Regions from separate parts of the Homo sapiens genome. Here region 1 is linked to region 2. The links are chromatin contacts, found by Hi-C or POLR2A ChIA-PET in ENCODE. All regions are on one chromosome and are shown on one strand. The core of a region is the stretch at or near the end of the contact, and the rest is flanking DNA. Distances in the headings are between cores, read along the strand shown. Region 1 overlaps PRKCB (protein kinase C beta). Region 2 overlaps PRKCB (protein kinase C beta).

The links. Hi-C counts contacts between places; a loop is a spot of excess contacts on that map. ChIA-PET counts read pairs that join two places held with the same protein, here RNA polymerase II (POLR2A). Pooled maps may share reads with other maps.
Region 1: a loop to region 2 is called in a map of K562, with 2.5 times the contacts of the local background. The contact joins two enhancer-like sites. A Hi-C loop is called at or near these places in 1 of 168 maps with a recorded cell type or tissue (K562) and 7 of 50 pooled maps. POLR2A ChIA-PET finds 5 or more read pairs at or near these places in 2 of 52 experiments (GM12878 and activated CD4-positive, alpha-beta T cell).

Annotation. Positions count from the first base shown.
Region 1 is chr16:24,203,465-24,210,547 of GRCh38, reverse strand. The region is part of intron 16 of PRKCB (protein kinase C beta); the gene reads right to left. Among named protein-coding and RNA genes, the nearest start is that of MIR1273H, 3.9 kb to the right of the region's middle. RefSeq lists an enhancer at 1,404-1,963. Within about 2 kb of position 1,652, at least 2 of the 41 ENCODE cell types and tissues checked have a DNase peak (open chromatin) inside an H3K27ac peak, as active enhancers do.
Region 2 is chr16:24,070,584-24,077,546 of GRCh38, reverse strand. The region is part of intron 5 of PRKCB (protein kinase C beta); the gene reads right to left. Among named protein-coding and RNA genes, the nearest start is that of MIR1273H, 130 kb to the left of the region's middle. RefSeq lists enhancers at 407-1,219, 1,220-2,032. Within about 2 kb of position 4,671, at least 2 of the 41 ENCODE cell types and tissues checked have a DNase peak (open chromatin) inside an H3K27ac peak, as active enhancers do.

The DNA of each region.
Region 1 (7,083 bases), core at 403-2,902, 140 kb before region 2:
CAGCCTGGGCGACAGAATGAGACTCTGTCTCAAAAAAAAAAAAAAGAAGAAGAAAGTCCAGGGGATGGAGTGAGAGTGATGCCATTTTCAGCTTGGAGGAAATGGCCTTTGAGCAAGACCTCAGTGAAGTGAGAGAGGGTGCCCTTTGGATGTCGGGAGGAAAGGCATGCTAGGCAGAGGGAGCAGCAAGTGCAAAGGCCCCAAGACAGAGCTCACCTGGCACAGTCACCAAGCAGCAATGAGGTCAGTATGGTATGGCCAGAGCAGAGTGACCAAGGGGCCACACAGCGGGCCACGAGCCAGAGCAGGGTCCTTGATGGCCATGTAAGGACAGTGGATTTTCATCTCAGCTAGATGAGAAACTGCTGGAGAATGTTGAGCCCTGAATGATATGATGACGTATGTTTTGTTTTTATAATATTTCATTGTTTTAGAGACATGGTCTTGCTCTGTTGCCCATGCTTGAGTCAGAGGCATGATCACAGCTCACTGCAGCCTCAAACTCCTGGGCTCAAGCAATCCTCCCACTTTAGCCTCATGAGTAGCTAGGACTACAGGTGTGCACCACCACGCAGGACTAATTTTTTTTTTTTTGTAGACACAGGGTGTGTGTGTGGGGTCTTGCTATGTTGCCCAGGCTGGTCTCGAACTCCTATCCTCAAGTGATCCTCCCACCTCAGCCTCCCAAAGTTCTGGAATTCCAGGTGTCAGCCACCAAGACTGGCCCTGATTTACATTTAAACAGGATCACTGGTGTGGTGTACAAGGATAGATTAAATGAGCGGGGGACAATAGTGGAAACAGTACAACCAGTGAGGAGGTGGTTATGATAATCCAGTTAAGAATGATGGGGGCTTGAAGGAAGGTGATTGGTGGAGGGATGGAAAGATGCATTCGGATGTGGGGTATATTCTGAATTCAGAGTTGACAAGATTTGCTGATGGATTGGGTGTGGGGTATGTGAGGAAGAGAGGCATTGTTGGTGACCCTGGCATTTTTGGCCTGAGCTATTTAGTAAGAGAGGAACACGAGGAGGAGATCCTATTTGAGGGGGGAAATTTAGTATTTGCTTTCCTTTTTGATAAGTTCAAAATTCCAGAGGACACGTCAAGGAGTCCCCTCAGCTGCAGTGTGGGGATTGCAGAGGTTTGGGGAGCTAGATTGGTGGCCGTGGCATCGGGGAGAGACTGCCGCAGTCATCCACAGGAGAGGAATGGTGGCTTAGGACTGTAGAAAGGGGAGGCAGAGCAGACAACAAAGAGGTGATGGTGGCAGGGACTGCTGGTATGGCATCCTGGTGTGACTATAAGGCAGACCCGTGCGTGTTTTTCTTTGGCCTGGGTGTTGGAACCCAAGCCAGCCAGTCTAGGAAGCACATTTGCTGAGACACAGAGCATCTTCAGGGACCATTTTTCTTTAAAAACCATCAATTTCCCATCCACACCAGAAGGCTGTTTCTTCGCCTGGGCCTCCCCAGAGGCTGTGATGGGAGACAGTGAAACAGCTTCTGGCAGCTCCACAACCTCCCCCTCCCTCTCCCCACTCCCTCCTGCCTCAGAGAACAATGAAATCTTTAAGTGAGATAGCACAGAGGAGACACAAGAACAGGGATTAACCAAGGGGGTGCGATACAGAGGGAGCGTGATTTCCCTGCTAATCAGCAGCTTACAGGGCTGGCAGATCACAGCCTCCCTGTTAAGTGTTTCTGTGTTTTTCAAATGGAGCTGTCACTGACCATTAGCTTCAGGAGCGCTCCCTAAATGGAGACGTCAGCCCTTGGGAGACACAGCCCAGATCAGTTTCCTGCCTGCTGTGTCCTTGAAGTATGGGCAGCTCAGTGGCTGGGATCTAATTAAAAACGCACCATGGATTGCACCTGCCTCTCTGGCTTGTCTTGGGTGAACACTTCAGCCTCACTCAGCTTAAAAAAAAAAAGAAAATCCGACTCCCTTGTCATCAGGGTACATCAATGGGGCTCCTGGAACAGGAATGGGGGCCAGAAACCAACTGGGTTATTTAAACCACAAGCACCTCTTTCAGGATTAAGGAGAGGAGTAAGAAGGTTGATTTGTTGAATTACGCTCCTGAATTTAAGAATCTAGACAGTTTGAAAAGCTTATCTGTGACCTGTTACACGTAAGCTCTTTTTCTTTTTCTCTTCTCTTTTAATTTCTGTTTCATTGAATTAATAACAGAGTCTTGCTGTTGAATGTGGAGTTGGCTTGGTCACCACTGCCACAGGGATCTCTTTTTTGTTTTGTTTTGTTTTGTTTTTTGAGACAAGGTCTTGCTCTCTTACCCAGGTTGGGGTGCAGTGGCGTGATCATAGCTCACTGCCACCTTGAATTCCAAGGCTCAAGGGATCCTCTTGCCTTGGCCTTGTGAGTAGCTTGGGACCACAGCTGCACACCACCATGGCCAGCTAAAGGGATCTTTTAAAGACGCTGACTGGAGTATGCCATTTCCCTGCTCTTATCTGCAATAGCTCCCCATTGCCCAAAGCCCACACTCCTTAGCATGGCTTAAGGGGCCATTTAGGACCTGTTCCTGGACACTTGGTCAATGGCCCCTTCCCTGCCTGTGTCCCCCACCCCCTGAGACACCCTCCAGCCATACTGAAGTATTTCCAGTTCCTAGAACACTCATGAACTCTTGGAGGTGACTCCAGGCCCTTGCACAGGCTGCCTCCTCTGCCAGGAACACTTGCCTTCCACTCCTTCTCCACTCATCCAGCTATCTCCTGTGCATCCTTTCTGTCTCCAGAGCAGTGTCACTTCCTCCACGAGGTTTTCCCTGACCTGTCCTCTATACTCCTGGATTTACCCCATCAAAATACAGGGTGTTCATCAAAGAATCGTCAGAGGAAAGAAAAATTGGGAATCTACTATGGGCCAATAGGGAAAACAGTTAAATAAATAATGATACATCTATTTGATGTATTACCATGCAAAACATTCTTAAAAATTAAAAGAAGATGTAGAAGAATATTAAATGACATAGTTATATAATTACTAACAGTGTGTACAATATCTTCCCATTCTATAAATTATATACACAAATGTATACGTAATATCTGTACACATTTTATACACAGGCTTATGGAGATTCGAAGAATTACAGATGGTTTTAATTTTTTCCTTTTCCCCTTTATGCTTGATTATATTTTAAAAATTTACATAACAATCAGGTATTGTTATTATTATTTTGTAATAAGAAAAGAAGCTGTGAAAGCTATTTTAAATGAGACAGCAATTATCATGGAAGAAATTGAAAAATAGAAATAAAGAGAATGGGAGTATTTGGGTAAATTGTTAAGGTTAGCCTGATGCTACTTTAACATGCTTCATCTTAGTAAAACACTCTAAGGCAGCAGGAGGATCGCTTGAGGCTAGGAGTGTGAGACCAGCCTGGGCAACATAGCAAGACCCTGTCTCTACAAAAATTTAAAACTTCTCAGGGCATGACGCCACATGCCTGTAGTCCCAGCTACTTGGAAGGCTGAAGTTGGAGGATTACTTGAGCCCAGGAGGTTTAGACTGCAGCAAGCTATGATCGTGCCTCTGCACTTCAGCCTGGGTGACAGAGTGAGACCCTGTCTCAAAACAAAATGAAGCAAAAAAACTCTAAAACAAGTGGCTGCTTTGACGTGTATTTTGGTGCTAAGGGATAATAAGGAAGGCTAATATTTGGCTGTTGTAGATCCTCTGCCGAGCAGCATGCTGGACTCTGGCGATACATAAGAGGGTACCTGTTCTTGTCCCCGTTGAGCTTAAGATCTAGCAGAGGACACAGATGCACACACAGGCCACTGCATGGGACCATGGGACAGGTGCTGCCATTGAGCACAGAGGAAAGGAACCCAAGAAGGGCCAGGAACTCTGTCTGGAGGGAGTGACATCTCACTTGAGTGGGACCTGCAAGAGAGACATTGCTTCTTTGGAGGAGGAAAGGAAAGAGCCTGGAGAAGAAATGGAGGTAAAAAGAGGGCATGGACAAGGTAAGATGGTGGAGGAGAGGATAAGGCTCCTCCCTGCTGTCTGTTGCCTAGCCGACTTTGATAACATGAGGCTAGTGGCTCAGGGGAGCTACCTGCCCAGCCTCCATCAAGACACCAGGACACCTTCAGGTTAACAAGACCAGAAGGTCACGATGAAAAGACATCCAAGCTACATAGCCTAGGCAAAAAGACAAGCGCATCTTTCTTTTTCACATGTGCACATCCAGTGAAATGCAGGGTCGTTCCTATGCCTTCCAGTTTCCCACAGCCGAATACAGGAGGGACCCACTCCAGGGAGAATCAGATGCTCAAAGCTGCATACATATTTGATCATTTTAAAAAGTCATTTGTGGTCTGGGTTTTGGCAGAAAAAAAGAGAGATTTAAGTCTCCTTTTTCTGCTAATAATGAAGGTCCCTTACAATCAGGGATCTTTTATCTCTTATGTTTATTTAGGGAGGAAGTCAGTAGGAGAGGGGTCTTTTGTGTTTGATACTAAGTCTGTTTTGTTTTGCTCTTGCTTTTCTTAATTTTCATTAAAAAATAACATCCAGTGTTTTGATTTCCTCCAGATCTCAGTTTAAATGGCACCCTGTCAGAGAAGCTGTTCCAGACCACCTTCAAATAAAGAGGATTCTCATTCTTCCCTCCTGTTATTCTCTGTCAAGATATCCTGTTCATTTCTTTAACAGAAATAAAATCTGGTATATCTCAGTCTATAATTATTAATACATGTTCATTCTCTGTTGATTGTCTATGTTCTCATCTAGACTGTAAGCCACATGAGAGCAAAATCACATCTGTTTTATTCACCACTGCGTTTCTAGAACCCAGGGATGAAAAAAAATCAAATGGACAAATAATAGTGTATGTTAAGCACTAACTATGAGCCAGATACTGTGTTAAGTGTTTTGCAAGCTTTACCTCCTTTAATCCCCCCAAAAGCTCTATGAAGTCCTTGCTGTGCAATGAGAAAATGGGTTTAGTTTAAGTATCTGACCACGATTTGATCCTAGATTTGACAAGAGATCCAGACTCTTCTATCAGTCTCCTACATTTATCGCAGAAACAAACAAGCTATTAAAAAGCACCAAGATGCCAGGCATGGTGGTGCCATGCCTATAATACCAGCACTTTGGGAGGCCCAGGTGGAAGGATCACTTGAGATCAGGAGTTTGAGACCAGCCTGGGCAACATAGAGAGAACCTGTCTCTACAAAGAATTTTTTAAAAATTGGCCAGGCATGGTGGTGCATGCCTGTGGTCCCAGCTGTTCAAGAGGCTGAGGCACGGGGAATCCCTTGAGCCCAGGAACTGGAGGCTGCAGTGAGCTATGACTGTTCCACTTCACTTCAGCCTGGGTAACAGAGTAAGACCCTGTCTCTAAAAAAAAAAAAAAAAAAAAAAGGAATTATAATAATAATTTTTTTTTTGAGATGAAGTCTCACTTTGTCGCCCAGGCTGGTGTGCAGTGGCACGATCTCGGCTCACTGCAACCTCCACCTCCCGGGTTCAAGCGATTCTCCTGCCTCAGCCTCCCAAGTAGCTGGGACTACAGGCACCCATCACCATGCCCAGCTAATTTTTGTATTTTTAGTAGAGACGGGGTTTCACTATGTTGGCTAGGCTGGTCTCGAACTCCTGACCTCGTGATCTGCACGCCTTGGCCTCCCAAAGTGCTAGGATTACAGGCATGAGCCTCTGTGCCTGGCCATAAAAAATTTTAAAACACACAAAAGAATCCTTCTTAATCCCGCCACCCCAAATCTCTGTATTATGTTAACATCTTGGTTTGTATCCTAGATGGCTGGATGAATAGATGAATGGATGTTTTTTAGTTTTTAGACAAAGGTGGAATCATGACTCTGTTCTTTTGCTTGCTTTTTAAAAGAAACTAGATGAAATACACTCTAAACATCTTCCCATGTCAACAGAATATCATTTTTTTTCTTATCTATTCTTCACCATTCATCCTAAACCCACATTGTTGGCTTCAAGTAAACTCACCCTCAAATAGTAATTATCCCTTCTATTTGCCTATCTTTTTATAGCTTTGATTCCCACAAGGCTGTGAGATAGGCAGGAAAAGGATTATCTCTACTTAACAGATAATTTTAAGAGTTAACAGTTTGTTCAGGGTCATATAGGGTCAAGTAGGAGAGCCAAGATCCAGAGCCCATCTGTTCAATTCCAAAGCCCATGGGCTTTCCATTACATCCCATTGCCTCATACTATGTATCTGATTGTGTGGCACGGACTTAAAAGTTAAGCTAACCTGGGTACCAATCCTGGCTCCAACAATTCCCAGCTATACAACCTTCAAGCAAGTTAGCTAAGTCCCCTAAGCTCAAGTTTCTTGTAGGGTGTGGCGAGAATGACTTGATAAAATTCACATCAAATACTTAACATGGTAGCTGGTGGTTACTGCTGAGGGCTGACTGACCCATTCATGTCCAGTGAGTAAGTCTGACAGGGCTGTGCTCTGGCTTGAAAGAGGTCCTGTACGCTCTGCCAAACCCTAAATTCCTACCCATATTCCCATCCCAATTACAAGCAGAATGAGGACCTGCCAGTGCTACTTTAGACATAGAACAGAAACCTTCCCACTTAGCCTGGTGCATCACGGCAGGAAGCTACAAGACAAAGCCAGGCCCTGGGGCTCCCAGTTAGAGGAAGTGAGAAAAAGACGTGTACCCTGGGAAGAAAAAGGGATGCATTTCCGTTCCCATCCAAGCCTCACTTCCTTAGAAAGACATTTCAGGTAGATTAACACACCATCTCTGTGCTGTTTTCCATATGCCATTTGGGGGGGCATTTTGTGGTTATTTTTAAGAGACTGCACTTGTAACAAAACAAAAAGTAAGCTTTCTGTTTTCCTTTCTGGGTCATGAGCTGGTCTCAACCCTCCAAATTCAACTGTCACTGGAAGTCTTTGTGGAGTTGGAATTTCTATTGGGAGTGGCTGTGAAGGTAGGAAGAACATCAGCAAATGTGGTGATATGGTTTGAATGTGTTCTCCCAAAGTTCTTGTGCTGGACACTTAATCCCCAATGCAACAGTGTTGAGAGGTGGGAACTTTTGGAGGTGA
Region 2 (6,963 bases), core at 3,422-5,921:
AATGAATGTATGGATGAATGTATGAACTGGATGGATGGATGGATGGATGGATGGATGGAGAGATGAATGCATGTGTGGATGGATGGATGGATTAGATGGATGAATGTATGGATTGGATGGATGGATGGATGGATGGATGGATGGATGGAGAGATGAATGCATGGGTGGATGGATGGATGGGTTAGGTGGGTCAATGAGTAAAGTAATGGGTCTTAACTAGCTGGAAGGAAACTGGCATCCTTTCCATTTTCTTATTATCATAATTTTACCAAACTATCCATATCTCAAGGCATCTACTGAATCTGCCCCATCCCACATCCCTCCATTCTTCACCACCGTAGACACACAGACACACACACACGTGCATGTGCATCTTCAAAATACTTCCAAATGGCACAGCCCAAGCACAAGCTAACCAGTACTGATGCTGTGCTCAGTACTGGAACAGGGTCCTAGAGGCCCCCTGATATGCCCAGGTGCTAAGTTTACTTGCCAGGCTATGGGGAGGTCCAAGGAGGATCCCAGGGGAGCAGCTGGGACTGTGGGAAGAGCTGCCTCAGGAGAGAGCTGCAGCTATTTTCCAGCAGGCACAGAAGCACTGCTGGAGTGTTCTGGAAGAATGTCTGACTACACTGAGATGCAAATACAAATCCGATGACCATCTATAAAAGGGTACACAGATGAGATAGACAGAGTTCCGGCACAGCCCCCACCCTATGCCTCTGCCTGTTATTCTAAACTCTGCCCAGACAGAGGCAAATATTCCAGTGACCCTGGCCATCAGCAGATGCTATACTCCGGCTCCCTGAGAGCAAGCCCTATGCTGTTTCCTTCTGTGACTCAAACAGTGAGTTAAAGGCACACTTGTAGCAAGGTAATACGTTGAGGTTTGAAGTGCCTGTTTCTCCCACTTTGCACTTCATTGAATTCTGTCACTTGTACCCTGAGGCTCCTCCCCCCAGACCATGCAGCTAGACGTGAGTCATCCACTGCCTTAGGGAGAAAGTTGTCAAGGTATTAGTGAGGAACAAAGCCAGTGAATTCTGACTTCTCAGTTCTGAAAGCTTCTGTCTCGTCTTTCTCCCTATCAGGCCCCAAAAGCTGAGCTCCAGGATGACAGAGAGAATGGATGAAGAAGCAGATAAGGCCCCCTTTTTGCTCCATGATTCACCCCTCTGATCTCCATACTCTGAATTAGCCCCACCTTTCACCTCTTTTAACCAGAAAAGCCAAAAGCACTCCTGTACATCTGCCAACAACTGCCAATCCTGGAAAGAGGCTGAGTCCAAATCCCAATTGGGCTTAACTGGGGCATATAAATAAGGCTTTTCACATGCTCCAAACAACTCCCCTTTCCCTCACACCATGACTGAGAAGTCCTGTTTCAGAGAGTGGTTCTCAAAGGGTGTGGCCCAGACTAGCAGCGTCAGCATCACCTGGGAACTCATTAGAAATGCATGATCTCCTAATGTTATTCCTCCCACCTAATGTAAATGACGAGTTAGTGGGTGCAGCACACCAACATGGCACATGTATACATAGGTAACAAACCTGCACATTGTGCACACGTACCCTAGAACTTAAAGTATAATAACAAACAAAAAAAAAGAAATGCATGATCTCAGGCCCTGCTCAGACCTGCTGAATTGAGGATGGAACCCAGCAACCTGTATTTTAACACACTTTCCAGATGACTCTGATGTGACACTCATGTATGAAAACCACTGCTTTTGACCAGTGTTGTTGAAGCCAGCCTCACCAGGGTAGGAAGAATTCTGGACAGAAATATAGTTACAATTCAGCATTAATCAGGCTAACTTTGACCCACTTCCTTGCAACTAAAAGTCAGGTAACACTGGATACTGACCATTTGCAACCTCGTTGTTCCTACAGATAGGATTTCTGACATTAGAATCATAGGCTTTTGTTTAAGAGTTGCTTAAACAGATCCTGAATTCCAGCAGAATAGCTGATGCCAACCAGTTTAAAGACCCCAAACAGAGGAACTGAATCAGCAAGAGAACACAGCTTCTTTATCTCCCTGTCCCATGACTCCATCCTGCTCTTTTCCACCAATCAACAATCTCCACACTTCAGCCCACTGCAAAACCCTTAAAAATCCTAGCCCCAGACTCCTCTGGGAGATGGATTTGAGGTTTCCTCCTGTCTCTTCCCTACAATTAAACCTGTTTCTCTGCTGCAACTCAGTGGCTTAGTGTATTGACTTGCTGCATGCATTGGGCAGTGAACCTATTACAGTTACACTGTCCAATAGAACTTTCTAAAATAATGGAAGTGTTTGATGTCCAGTATAGTAACCACTAGCCACATGAGGCCACTGAATACCTGAAATGTGGCTATTGTGTTGGAAAAATTGAGTTTTGCATTTTATTTAATTTTCTTTAATTAAATTTTTTTTTTTTTTTTTTGAGATAGGGTCTTGTTCTGTCACCCAGGCTAGAGTGCGTGGTGCAATCATGACTCACTGTAGTCTCAACCTCTTGGGCTCATGTGAGCCTTCTGCCTCAGCCTCCCGAGTAGCTGGGACTATAGGCATATCCCACCACATTTGGCTAACTTTATTTTTTGTAGAGGCAAGTTTTTGCTATGTTGCTCAGATTGGTCTCAAACTCCTGGCCTCAAGCAATCCTTCCACCTTGGCCTCCCAAAGTTTTGGGATTACAGGTGTGAGCCACCAGGCCAAGCTCGTTAATTTAAATTTAAACAGCCCCACGTGGCTAGTGGCTGCCATATTGCACAAAGCAGCTTAGACCGTTGCATCAGCCTCCTTACAGATTTCCCTCCCCTCCTCGTCTCCTTTCAGGTCACCCTATAAGCTTCAGACAAATTAATCTTCCCAGAACGCAGATCTTATCATGTCATTCCTACTCTCAGAACATCCTCACTGACTCACTGTTGCCTACTGATTTTAAATACATGTTCTTTTTGTTCTTTTTTAGTAAGCCAAAATGTTTTATTCCAAAATATGATAGAAAATAGATTAAATAATAATAGTTGACGGTGAATGAGCTCTTACTATATGAGCCAAGCACTATTCTAAGGACTGCACATGAATTATCTCATTGAATCCTTACAAGAACCTTATGATGTGAGTGTTACTGTTTTCCCCATTTTACTGATGTGGAACCTGACAGCTGAGGGGGTTGAGTGACTTGTCCAAGGTATACAGAGAGCTGATAACAGTAGAGCGGGATTTGAACCCTCTCTGTCTTCCTCCCAAGGCTGCACTCTTAGGCACGACATCACAGTGCCTCGGAAGATCCATCTGGGTCAGATTATTTTTCCCTCTTAGGGTGCCCCTTATGAAATCCATAACCATGGTCACACATTCTATGGCAGTAGCTTCGAGGTGTGTCTTAAACACATCACTTGCTCTTCTTTTTTTTTTTTTGAGATGGAGTCTTGCTCTGTCACCCAGACTGAAGTGCAGTGGCATGATCTCGGCTCACTGCAAGCTCCACCTCCTGAGTTCATGCCATTCTCCTGCCTCAGCCTCCCCAGCAGCTGGTACTACAGGCGCCCGCCACCAACCACGCCCGGCTAATATTTTTGTATCGGGGTTTCACCATGTTAGCCAGGATGGTCTCGATCTCCTGACCTCGTGATCCGCCTGCCTCGGCCTCCCAAAGTGTTGGGATTACAGGCGTGAGCCACCACGCCCGGCCATCACTTGCTCTTCTATAGAGAACAAGCAAAAGCTATCATCAGCTGTCTTGGACTCCTTCTGGAAAAGATCAACATATTTACCCCCAAAATAGCATCTTTCCATCTCAGAAGGAATACTGGACACATTTTAGGTAAAGTCAGCACATCGTTTATCGAGGTGTTAAAAACATGGCTTAGGGGCTAGGGGATGAATATTGAACTTTAGACTGAGACATTTAAAAAACCGGCCAGGCGCAATGGCTCACACCTGTAATCCCAGCAATTTGAGAGGTCAAGGAGGGAGGATCACTTGAGGCCAGGAATTTGAGATTAGCCTGGGCAACATAGCAAGACTTTGTCTCTACAAAAACAATTTTCACGATTAGCCAGACATGGTGGCATGCGCCTGTAGTCCCAGTAACTCAAGGGGCTGAGGCGGGAGGATCACTTGAGCCCAGGAGTCTGAGGCTGCAATGAGCCAACATTGTACCACCGTACTCCAGCCTGGGAGACAGAGCAAGATCCTGTTTCTAAGAAATAAATAAAAATGGCAAAAATGTTTAAGGCAGGTAGGATTCAAACAGGTGGGCAATGGGAGGCCATCTTTAGGAGAGGTTCTTACAAATACAACAGTTCTAATCCTGACCTTAATCACAGGGCTGATAGTCAAAATATTTAGCAAGCGGTTTATCCATCAGATTGGAGACAGCCAAAGCCCTGGGGTAGATGTGAAGGCTCCCACTGAACTAGACATTCACCTTTTCATTATCAGATCACATCCAAGGGCTCTTGGAGAAGAAACTAACAAGGCCAGAGAGGCAGAGGACATCTGGTGGTATTTCTTAGTTGCCAGCTGGCATAGAGATATTTTGATGTTTTGATAATCATCTCTGATCAAGATGACTGAGCACTGCATAAATACTTCCTCTTTACAGTAAGGTATACTTGAGCTACTGAATAGTTTCATTTTTAAACAGCCTTAAAAAGAGAGAGAGAGTTAGGCCAGGTGCGTGGCGCACACATGTAATCCCAGTGCTTTGGGAGGCTGAGGCGGGTGGATCACCTCAGGTCAGGAGGTCGATATCAGCCTGGCCAACATGGTGAAACCCCGTCTCTACTAAAAATACAAAAATTAGCTCGGTCTGGTGGCACAGGCCTGTAATCCCAGCTACTTGGGAGGCTGAGGCAGGAGAATTGCTTGAACCCAGGAGGCAGAGGTTGCAGTGAGCAGAGATCATGCCATTGCACTCCAGCCTGGGTGACAAGAGGGAAACTCCATCTCAAAAAAAAAAGAGAGAGAGAGAGAAAGAGAGAGTTAAAGAAAGCAGATTGGCTGGTTGTGGTGGCTTACACCTGTAATCCCAACTCTTTGGGAAGCTGAGGTGGGAGGATCACTTGAGGCCAGGAGTTGGAGACCCCCATCTTTATAAAAAATAAAAATAATAATTATCTGAGCATGGTGGTGCATGCCTACAGTCCCAGCTACTTAGGAGGCTGATGTGGGAGGATTGCTTGAGCTCAGGAGTTCCAGGCTGCAGTGAGCTATGATCGTACCACTGCACTCCAGCCTGGGTGACAGAGAAACACCCTGTCTCAAAAAAATTAAAAACAAAAGCAGATTGATGGTTGCCAGGGGCTGGGAGAAGGCAGGGATGGGTAGTCACTGCTTAATCAGTATGGGGCTTTATTTTGGAATGATGGAAATGTTTTGGAACTAAATAGCAGTGGTGGTTGCACAACACTGTGCATGTACTAAATGCCGCTGAACTGTTCACTCTAAAACAGATCATTTTAAGTCATGTGAATTTCACCTCAGCAAATTTTTAAAAACAAAAGGCGGGGGTGGGGTGGGGGTTAAACTCTATCCAAATTGCAATCAGCCCATAAACAAGTAGCAAACTGAATTGGGCACCCTCATGATAATAATAACATCCTTGCTGAGATCCTGGAGCAGGGCCCAGTGATGCCGACGACCCCTCCAGAATGTGTCCACTGTGATCATTAACTCCACAAAGGCTTGGGCATGGTTACTGCAACTCAACGCCCTCTTCGGCCCCCACCATAACTTTCAGCCTTTCCTGCACCATCTCCTTATATGGTGTAGGCCAGACTCCAGCTAGCCTTGGCTGCCGGCTGTTCCCTGTAAGATCCTGCCTCCATAGGAGGAGACAGATGGGATCTAGTGTCCAGGACCACATCCCACAGCTACTGCCCAGAGACATGTGCAGAGCGGACAAGCCAGGCAGGTACTCACTCTCTTTACTACCCTAGGACCTTTACCCCCAATCACAAGTAGAACCACTGGCCCTGTTGAGTTGAGCTAGACTAGCATTCTCAATTCTGGATCCACATTAAAATTGGTGGAAATTGGAAGGTTGGACGGGCTCCTCTTATTCCTTTTCCCCAGTCCTGTTTGTCTTTTTTTTTTTTTTTTTTTTTTTTTTAGACAGGGTCTCACCATGTTACCCAGGCTAGTCTCAAACTCCTGAGCTCAAGCGATCCACCCGCCTTGGCCTCTCAAAGTGCTAGGATTACAGACGTCAGCCATCGTGCCCGGCCATGTTTTGTTTTCAAGGCAATGCAGAGAAGAGGTAGCTCAGGCTCCTCTTACCATACCAGATATGCAGAGTTCTGAGAGGTCTGAAGGCAGAGTAAGTCTCAAATGGAAAGCCAAGAGAGAATGCTTAGGGTATATCATGAAGACGAGGTCATTAAGCTCCTCCCCTATCTCTGAAAGCCCCAAGAGCAGCATCCAAGTCCTTAACTCACATCCTCACATCAGCCCTGGAGTGGAGGGGGGCTTTGAGCTCCCTCTTCAGGTCACAGTGTGTACTAACTACCCTTTGTCCAGATGGTTCCCTCCCTTGCCTTTGGCCCAAAGCTCATTCATCCTTCTAGTTAGATCTATAAGGCCACCTCTTCCCAGAAGCCTTTCCTGACTTCATCTGACCCATCACAGGATTTCTTCCTTTCTTATCTTCAGTGACACAGTATACTTTAGAGAGATATGTACTTGCTTTACTTGTTCTGCTATATTAAATAGAGCTCCTTAAGGGAAGGGACTATGACTTCCTAATTTTTCTGGCCAAGGGCTTGGCCTCAGGATCAAACAGACCTGAGTTTGAGTTCAAAGTGATACCACTTCCTGGCTGCGGAGGCTTGGAGGATTACTTAACCTCTCTGAGCCTCAGTTTCCTCATCTGTAATATGAGAATAGCAACAGTGTTCCCTCATAAGATGGCTGAGAGGGCTGAGGAGCTATATACTTCATGCTATTATATGCGTTGTAATGACTGC